Regions from separate parts of the Mus musculus genome. Here regions 1 and 3 are each linked to region 2. The links are chromatin contacts, found by POLR2A ChIA-PET in ENCODE. All regions are on one chromosome and are shown on one strand. Each heading gives the region's core, a stretch centred on a gene start or an enhancer-like site at or near the end of the contact. The rest is flanking DNA. Distances are from core to core; before and after follow the strand shown. Region 1 holds the start of Sap30bp (SAP30 binding protein). Region 2 holds the start of Itgb4 (integrin beta 4). Region 3 holds the start of H3f3b (H3.3 histone B).

Evidence for each region. ChIA-PET counts read pairs that join two places held with the same protein, here RNA polymerase II (POLR2A).
Region 1: POLR2A ChIA-PET joins it to region 2 with 6 read pairs in embryonic stem cell. The contact joins the promoter of Sap30bp here to the promoter of Itgb4 in region 2. POLR2A ChIA-PET finds 5 or more read pairs at or near these places in 5 of 5 experiments (Patski and embryonic stem cell).
Region 3: POLR2A ChIA-PET joins it to region 2 with 43 read pairs in embryonic stem cell. The contact joins the promoter of H3f3b here to the promoter of Itgb4 in region 2. POLR2A ChIA-PET finds 5 or more read pairs at or near these places in 4 of 5 experiments (Patski and embryonic stem cell).

What each region holds. Positions count from the first base shown.
Region 1 is chr11:115,932,305-115,935,004 of GRCm38, reverse strand. It overlaps Sap30bp (SAP30 binding protein), which reads right to left and starts at 1,346. Exons shown (of 11, transcript NM_020483.3): 1 at 1,224-1,346. The coding sequence starts at 1,329. It overlaps Recql5 (RecQ protein-like 5), which reads left to right and starts at 1,513. Exons shown (of 19, transcript NM_130454.2): 1 at 1,513-2,216. The coding sequence starts at 2,087.
Region 2 is chr11:115,973,386-115,976,085 of GRCm38, reverse strand. It overlaps Itgb4 (integrin beta 4), which reads right to left and starts at 1,361. Exons shown (of 40, transcript NM_001005608.2): 1 at 932-1,361.
Region 3 is chr11:116,023,096-116,025,795 of GRCm38, reverse strand. It overlaps H3f3b (H3.3 histone B), which reads left to right and starts at 1,292. Exons shown (of 4, transcript NM_008211.3): 1 at 1,292-1,417; 2 at 1,777-1,914; 3 at 2,018-2,171; 4 at 2,261-2,700. The coding sequence starts at 1,787. The coding sequence ends at 2,389.

The DNA of each region.
Region 1 (2,700 bases), core at 97-2,596, 41 kb after region 2:
AGGCAGGAGGATCTCTGAGTTCTAGATCAGCCTGAGTTCCAGGACAGTCAGGACTAGAGGGAGATCCTGTCTCAAAACAAACAAAAACAGGGGTATTGGAAGATGACTCTTATACGAGTGCATAATGTACAGGGTTTGGTGTCCCATGCTTTTAATTCAAGCTCTCTGGAGACAGGGCCAGGCAGATCTCTGTAAGTTTGACAGTTCAGTTTCCAGTACCCACATCAGGCAGCTCACAAATGCCAGTTTCAGAAGAGCTGATGCCTCTCTCTGTCCACCATGGGCAGAACTCACATGCAAGGCCCACTCCATATGTACAGATGTATATGAAAAGAAAATCAAGCATTAAATTCATGTTCTAATATTTTCAGGACAGGCTGGGGAAGTAACAAAGTAGTGGGATGCTTTCCTAAGAGTGTAAGGCCCTGGGTTTGGTTCCCAGCAGTTCCAAAGGTTGGGGAACTATTACATGCTGTTGGCCTATTAGGGCAGTTAAAGTCTTCTCCTCTTTGAACCAGCCCAACAGGTCGTTTAAACTCCTGTTTTGACATACCACACACATCTCTATCTTGTTTCATGTGCAACCTCAAAAACGCCTTCTATGCACAAGACTGTCTTCCTCATTGTTTTGCCCCTACTTTGCAGATAAGAAGACCCAAAGCTCTGGTATATCAGGTAATTTGCTTCCTTCAAGAAATCTGTTCCCTCTATGCTTCGCAGTCTGAGGGCAACCGATAGGCTTTTAAAACTCACCAAACAACAGAATCACCCTACCGCCTTAAAAGGCTTGTCTAGCATATTCTATGAAAAAGCCCAGAATTATGCACTTAGGAGAGATGCATTTTTAAAAACTCTAGGGCAGACTTAGAAACGATTCCTTAAAAGTTACCAACTTAACGAAACACAAGTTTTACTATCCTCCAGGTACATTTCACTCCTCTCTTCCCCATCAAACAACGAGACAGTGATGTCTCGACAGATGCGTACCCCCCTTGGTCCACCCTCTGGCCAGCATGACGCCTTGCGTAGAGGATCGCAGAAAGAGAGATCACTCGTACTGTAGTAGAGGTTCTAATGCTCTGTCTGACCTAGGACATCCACTGCGCTTTGGGGTTCCAAGACCCGATACCTGGAGCACAAAGAGCATCTTCTCCCCATGCCCCGCTAGAGAGGTAGCATTTGGTAACCATAACAGACCCTCCCCTTTCCAGCTCAAGTCTCACCAGTCGCTCCGCCTACAGCGTCGACTCCAGTTTCGCCATCAGATTCAGGGTCTGAATATTCCGCATAAATTGCAAGAGACGACAAAACATTTTTCTTCCCCGCCATCTTACTCCCACAGCGCGGTGTGGCTCAGGCCTATGACTCATAAGCCAATTTAGGGGCGAGAAAACCAACTTCTTCCGGATCCCAGGAGACTCCGCGCCCGAATGACAACCAATCAAAAGGGCTGTGTCTGGGCATGGCTCCGCCCCCATGCTCAGCTCTTGGAAACGTCATCAGCACGGGACGGAAGTAAGGTCTTGCGGCTTCTACTTCGCTGACTTCTCGGGCGGTTTGGCTTCTGAGTTCGAGTTAGGGAGTAGTGTTCTTTGGAAAGCTGCAGAGCCAACCGAAAAGAGCCTGGGGTCTGACATCTTGGAGAGCATTTGTCTGGCAAAGGGCGAGAGCTGTTGACTTGGGGGCTCAGAGGAGGAACGGGGGGTCGGCGTCCTTGATGAATGGTATCTATGGCTTCGCTTCTAGAACAAGGACCCTAGAAAAAGGATTCCAAGTTCTCTGGTCGACTTTGAAGACGTTTGTGGGCTTTGTTGTGGTCCGATTTGTAGCTCTGTCCACCTGACCTGGAAAGTTCATTGTTTTTATTTTTATTAAAGGGAGAAGTAATGTTAATCCCTCAGGAATGTATTGCGTGAAGCAATTCAGCCTTCACTTTTACTGCTGGGGAATGAGATATTTAAGTGTAACATAGCAGCTTACTCGGCAGGAGAAACATAGGCTATATTTTAACGTGGAGCAGAGGGTTTTTTCGGGATTGCCTTTGCCCACCTTTGCGTTAACCTTTTGGCTGCTGCTTTTTGCAAAGATGAGCGCCCGTCCTTTCTCCACTCCCTTCGACCGGGAGCGGCGAGTCCGGAGCACCCTGAAGAAAGTCTTTGGGTTTGATTCTTTTAAAACACCTTTACAAGAGAGTGCGACCATGGCTGTAGTGAAAGGTAACATACCAAGCTACCTGTTTTGCAGACTGCTGGCGGTACCGTAGTAGCTCTGTGGCACAACACCCTCTTAACTTCCTACCTCCTCACCCTTTGGAAATCTTTGAAAACCACTGGTTTGGAATTCTTTCGTGACCAAAGCTAGTGGGTATTTGCTGGGAATCTATTTGTTTATTGATGGTCTATGTAGCCCTGGCCGGCCTGGAATTCTCTATATACATCAAGTTGGCCTCAAATTTGAGCCGGTCCTTCTGCCTCTGGATTATTAAGTACTGGTATTACAGGTGTGGGCTATCATAACCTACAAATTTTGGACAGAACCACTCACACTTCTGGTTTTTTCATAGCCAGACTGACAGTCTGTCTTTGACTTCTGTTCCTAGATTCCCATTCTTGTCCCTGTGCAAGTAGTAGCAAAAGTGGCAGTAGTGCTTAATCTTGTCAGTGACCTAGGTAATCATTTCCTTGAAGAGCGAGTAGCTTG
Region 2 (2,700 bases), core at 112-2,611:
CTAGGACTGAGGATGCCATCACAGAGTGTGTAGCCATGGCAGGCTGGGCCAGACAGGACAGCAGTTCTTGAAGCTGTAACAGCCCCTTGCCTACCCTGTCAGCTATTGGAAGTCAGAGTTAAGGAGTCAAACGCTCATTTTCTGCTGTCCATTCTCTCAGCCCCCAGGAGACTCGATTTTCACTTTTAGTGAGGGTAGAAACAAACGTGCCATCTGGGTTGAACCTATGCTCAGGGTGTGGCAAGTCTGTCAGGAAGAAGGAAGAGGTCTGCCCCTACCCTTGGGAGCCACCTGGAGTCCCGGGCCACAGTGACAGCCAGAAGGCTCCTCCAAGGATCGTGGGAAAGAGTGTATGGCGGGGCCAAGTGCTCGCGGGACTGCTGGATGAGATTCTGAAAGGTCCCCCAAACAAAGGTGCCTGGAGCGGGCTTTGGGAAGAGAGCAGGCTGCGGGCCAGCCAAGAGGAAAATCAGGGACTCCCCACGCCTGACATGCACCCGGGTCACCACACAGCAGGTCCTGTCAAGCCGGACAAGAAGGGGGCTTGCTGCAAGGTAGTTAAGTTGTTCCTCTACTGTCTTCAGATTCAGGGGAGGTAGCACTCAGAGGGCTGGTGAGCCCCCAGCCTCTACCCACTCCTATTACCCACCTACCCAGTGTCCTTTTCTAGCAGGGGTATCTGATGTTCACCATTCTTTCCCTAGATCCCAACTACCCCGCTCCCAGCTGTCCCCTTCCCACATCCTGGCAGGGTTGGCACCTGTCCTGGCAGCATGGGCAGAGGGAGCCAGGGCCTGCCAATCTTCAGGGAAGGGAAGGGAAACAAAAGCCCCGGGCGGGAGTGGGTATTCACTTTCCTCTCCAGCCCTGTTGTCCCGGGGCACCGGGGCGGGCGGTGTGCCCTCGGATCTGCAGCGGGACCTGCACCTACCTTAGTGAGACTACCTCGGACTTGGGCTGCGTTGGGTCGAGCTGAGCGCGCGGGCGAGCCCGGCGGGACAGCAGGGCGGGCGGCGGCGGGCGGGAGCCAGCAGCGCTTTATGGACGGGCGGCGCAGGTAGGAAGGAGGCGCTGGTGAGTCAGGCGGACTGCATTCCTGCGCGCTGCGCGCACCTGTCGGGGCAGGAGCTGGGGTGTCGCCGCAGCCGCCAGGCCCGCCCCCCGGAAAGGGCTGCGGCTCAACCGGCGCCGGCCCCGAGCCCCGAGCCGCCGCGGAGGGGGCTGGAGGAGGAGCCACTCTTCCCTGCAGCACAGACCGGGGCTCCGTCTTCCCCACCCGTCCAGGCTCCCAGATCGGGTCCCCGGGCCGCTCCGGGTCGCGGGTCCGCTTCTTAATACAGTGAGCCCAGCTGGGTCAGTCCCGCTGCCTCGACGGTCATCGGGTCGTGCACCACCCTCTCCGTGTCAGCGCGAGGATAGGTCGTGCCCCAAACTGGTAGGGAGACTTAGCACTCTTGGACTGCTGGCCACTGGGTTCTCTCTGCCTCTACTAGAGGAACCGATAGGCAAGGACTGGGGCCTCTAGGTTTCTTCGGATACTCAAATCTCCTTAAAATGTAATTGTAGCCATCAAGAGGCCACGTGACCTAGTGTGGAGTAGCACTCATGGATTGTTACAGTGTTGGTGACAAGCTGATTCACAAATCTTACTCTTGCGGCAGGCTCTCGAGTGCCTTCAGGCCCCGTTTCTGTTTAATAATGAGTCCGTTGAGGCGCTGCAAGAACCCAACTCTAGTCTCACCAGGTTAGCTAATGCTCACCGCTGGCACTGGACCTCCTCAACCCGTGGGGGCTTCAAGCTCGCCAAGTGTCAGAGCCAGAGTATGCAGTCTGAAACTCAGCCAGATTTATCCTTATATTTGAAGACCCTGAACTAATGTTACAAGATCTTTAGTTTTCTTCGGCTTTGCCACATCCTCTGTTGGTTTCTAAGTCTGGTCGGAGAATATGGCCTTTTCCCACTGTGTAGTCCAGGCTAGTCTTGAACTTGGGGTAATTCTTCTGCCCCTGCCTTGCAAGTGCTGGGATTACAGGCATCCATCACCACACCTGTCCTTTTATTATCTTCCTTTTGATTCGGTGCTTGGTATGGAACATAGGTCTTCATGCGTATCAGCCATGTACTCTACCACTAAACTAGACCTCCAGACCAGAGTATGGCTTCTTTATGGCATTTGCTATACTGGTTTGAAATGATCATCCCACTGGACTGTGGACTCGGAGAACCCATGTTTTCTGCCCCAACCTGGGGTAATCCAAGTTAGGAGAGGTGGAGAGGCCTATGCCCAGGTCTGGGCTAGAGAGAAGGGAGGTTTTTGTTTTTTTGGTTTTTTTTTTGTTTTTTGGTTTTTTTTTCACCAGCCCAGCCCCAGCCCTGGTGCCTGGTACATAGAGGAGTTAAAAAAAAAAAAAAAAAAAAGTGTGATTGGGTAAGATGTCTTAATGGGTCAAGGTGCCTGCTGACAAACTTCATGACTTGAGTTTGATTCCTGGTGGGACTCATTGTCACAAGGTCTCTGTGGTGTGTACATCCATCCCACCCTCTCACATAAACAAATGAGTAAAACGAGTCTGTTGGGGCACTGCTGTTGTGTAGCAGGCCTTTCATCCAAGCACTCAGGAGGCAGAGGCAGGTGGATCTCTGTGAGTTCAAGGTCAGCCTGGTCTACATGGAGAGCTTCAGGCCAGCCAGGGCTATAT
Region 3 (2,700 bases), core at 43-2,542, 50 kb before region 2:
GGCTATTCTGTAATTTCTATGTAGACCAGGTTGGCCTCAAAGCCACCTGCCTCTGTCTCCAGGTTGCTGGGATTAAAGAAATGTGTGTGCCAGCATGCCTGACAACTTCTTATTAACTCTAAGTACATTGAAATAAAATATTTTGTGATGGCCTGAATTAAACATGCAAAAATAGGTATTTGTTGTTTTGTTTTGAGACACGGTCTCCCTGGGTAGCTTTTGCTGGTGTGGTCCTGCCTTTAAACTCACATGGCTTTGCCTGCCTCCAGAGCGCTAGGATGCAAGGAACAGTCCCCTTTTGTTGTTTTTTGTTTTCTTGAAACTGTTTTATATATCCTAGACTGGCCTTGACTTAAGTAGCTGTGAATGACCTTGAATTTTGGATCCTGATTCCATCTCTGATATTACCTTCATGCACCTGGAGCTTGGTTTATGTAGTCCTGGAGAAAAAACAAACAAACCAGGATTTATAAAAGACAAGATCTCTGTAGGTAGGTCTGCTTGGCCTGGAACCCCCCACCCCCTGTGGATCAGGCTGGCCTCATGTTCACAGAAATCTGCTTGCCTTTGAGCTTCCTAAAAGCTGAGATTAAAGGCCTGCAGCACCACCCAACTCGGAAATAATTTTTTTGAATTTTGATTCTTTGTGTCTATTACCCTTCCCCATCAAACAATTGCTTTATGCTTTAGAATGTGTATGCATTTACAGTGCACAAAACACTATATGCTGTAAGATGACTGACTGGATTACATTTCTCATACTATATTAAACGATGAAAATTACAGAAAGTAAATTATTCAGGGAATAATTTCATCCTACATTAAAATAATAGTAATAATTACTATTATTATATTTACGCAAAATCTCTCTAAAATGGTCTCTTGATGCAAAAAAGTCGTAGACTCTTGCCGACCCAACTTTCTTAAATTCCAGGAGACTAGTGCAATTCATTTGCATTGACTTTCTATTGTAGAGCTTTGGAACCAAGAGAAGGATCCAAACATAGCTCCATTTTATCCAATCAGAAGAGCTCCCTAGTGCTAAACTCTGATTCGTCTGTTCCTCTTTGCATCCAGCCAATCCTGAAGCAATTGTAACAGCCAATCAGTGGCCTGAACACCGGCCAATCAGGAAACGGCCCCGAAGTACGGCCTTTGTGTCGGGAGATGTCAGCGCGTCGGCGAAAGCTCCCGCCAATCGAAAAAGTCGTTGGTGTATGCAAATCAGGGTTCTGTGACGCACTGACGCAGCGTGCAGCGTCTCTATAAATATGGAGGCGTCGGGGGGCTTGGAGCGCAGAGCGGTTTGGTCGTTCGTTGGTGGAGTATCTGCCCGTTCTGCTCGCCGATTGCGGCTCTTGTTCGAGCGCTTCCAGCGTCGCCTCGGTCTCAGCAAGGGCCCCAGACTCGGCTTTGGGTGAGTTCGCGGCTCTGCCGGCGGCCGGAGCCTCCCTGGCTTTTAGGACCGCGGTCGCTGGCAGCCGACGGTCTGGTCGGTGAGGCAGCCCGGGAGGTCGAGTTCGGTCGCGTTCCGCCACCTCCGTCCTGTCTGCTTCCCGGTGGTGACTCACAGGTCCCGCCGCGGTGTTTCCGGCCGCCCGTGGAGCGGGAAGTTGCTCCTCCCCGCGCTCCCCCTCCCGGGGGAGGCCGCAGCCCGGCGCAGCCTGAGTCATTAGGGGAGGGGGAGGAGGCGGCGGCCGCCATCTGCTGCGGCGAGGAGGGGCGCCTGGCAGCCGGAGCCCGGTGACCTGGCCTTGAACGTCGCTTGTCTCGCAGGTGAAAAAAAATGGCCCGAACCAAGCAGACCGCTAGGAAGTCCACCGGTGGGAAAGCCCCCCGCAAACAGCTGGCCACCAAGGCGGCTCGGAAAAGCGCGCCCTCTACCGGCGGGGTGAAGAAGCCTCACCGCTACAGGTAGGCAGAGGGCTGGGAACAATGACTTGGCCGCCGGCTTGCGGGCGGGCGCTCTCTCCCTTCTCCCTGACCGTTGACGCCTTCCTTCTTCTGGTGACTGCAGGCCAGGGACCGTGGCTCTGAGAGAGATCCGTCGTTACCAGAAATCGACTGAGCTGCTCATCCGGAAGCTGCCATTCCAGAGATTGGTGAGGGAGATCGCCCAGGATTTCAAAACCGACTTGAGGTTTCAAAGTGCAGCCATCGGTGCCCTTCAGGTAAAGGGACAAAAGGCTTGGTGGCACTCGGGGCGGCGGCTTGATTGCTCCAGTAGGAGTGTTAATGCTGTTGCTCTTGTCCTCAACAGGAGGCTAGCGAAGCATACCTGGTGGGGTTGTTTGAAGATACCAATCTGTGTGCCATCCACGCCAAGAGAGTCACCATCATGCCCAAAGACATCCAGTTGGCTCGCCGGATACGGGGGGAGAGAGCTTAAGTTGAAGCGGTTTTTATGGCATTTTGTAGTAAATTCTGTAAAATACTTTGGTTTAATTTGTGACTTTTTTTGTAAGAAATTGTTTATAATATGTTGCATTTGTACTTAAGTCATTCCATCTTTCACTCAGGATGAATGGGAAGAGTGACTGACTGTTCACAGACCTCAGTGATGTGAGCACTGTGGCTCAGGAGTGACAAGTTGCTAATACGCAGAAGGGATGGGTGATACTTCTTGCTTTTCATGATGCATGTTTCTGTATGTTAATGACTTGTTGGGTAGCTATTAAGGTACTAGAATTGATAAATGTG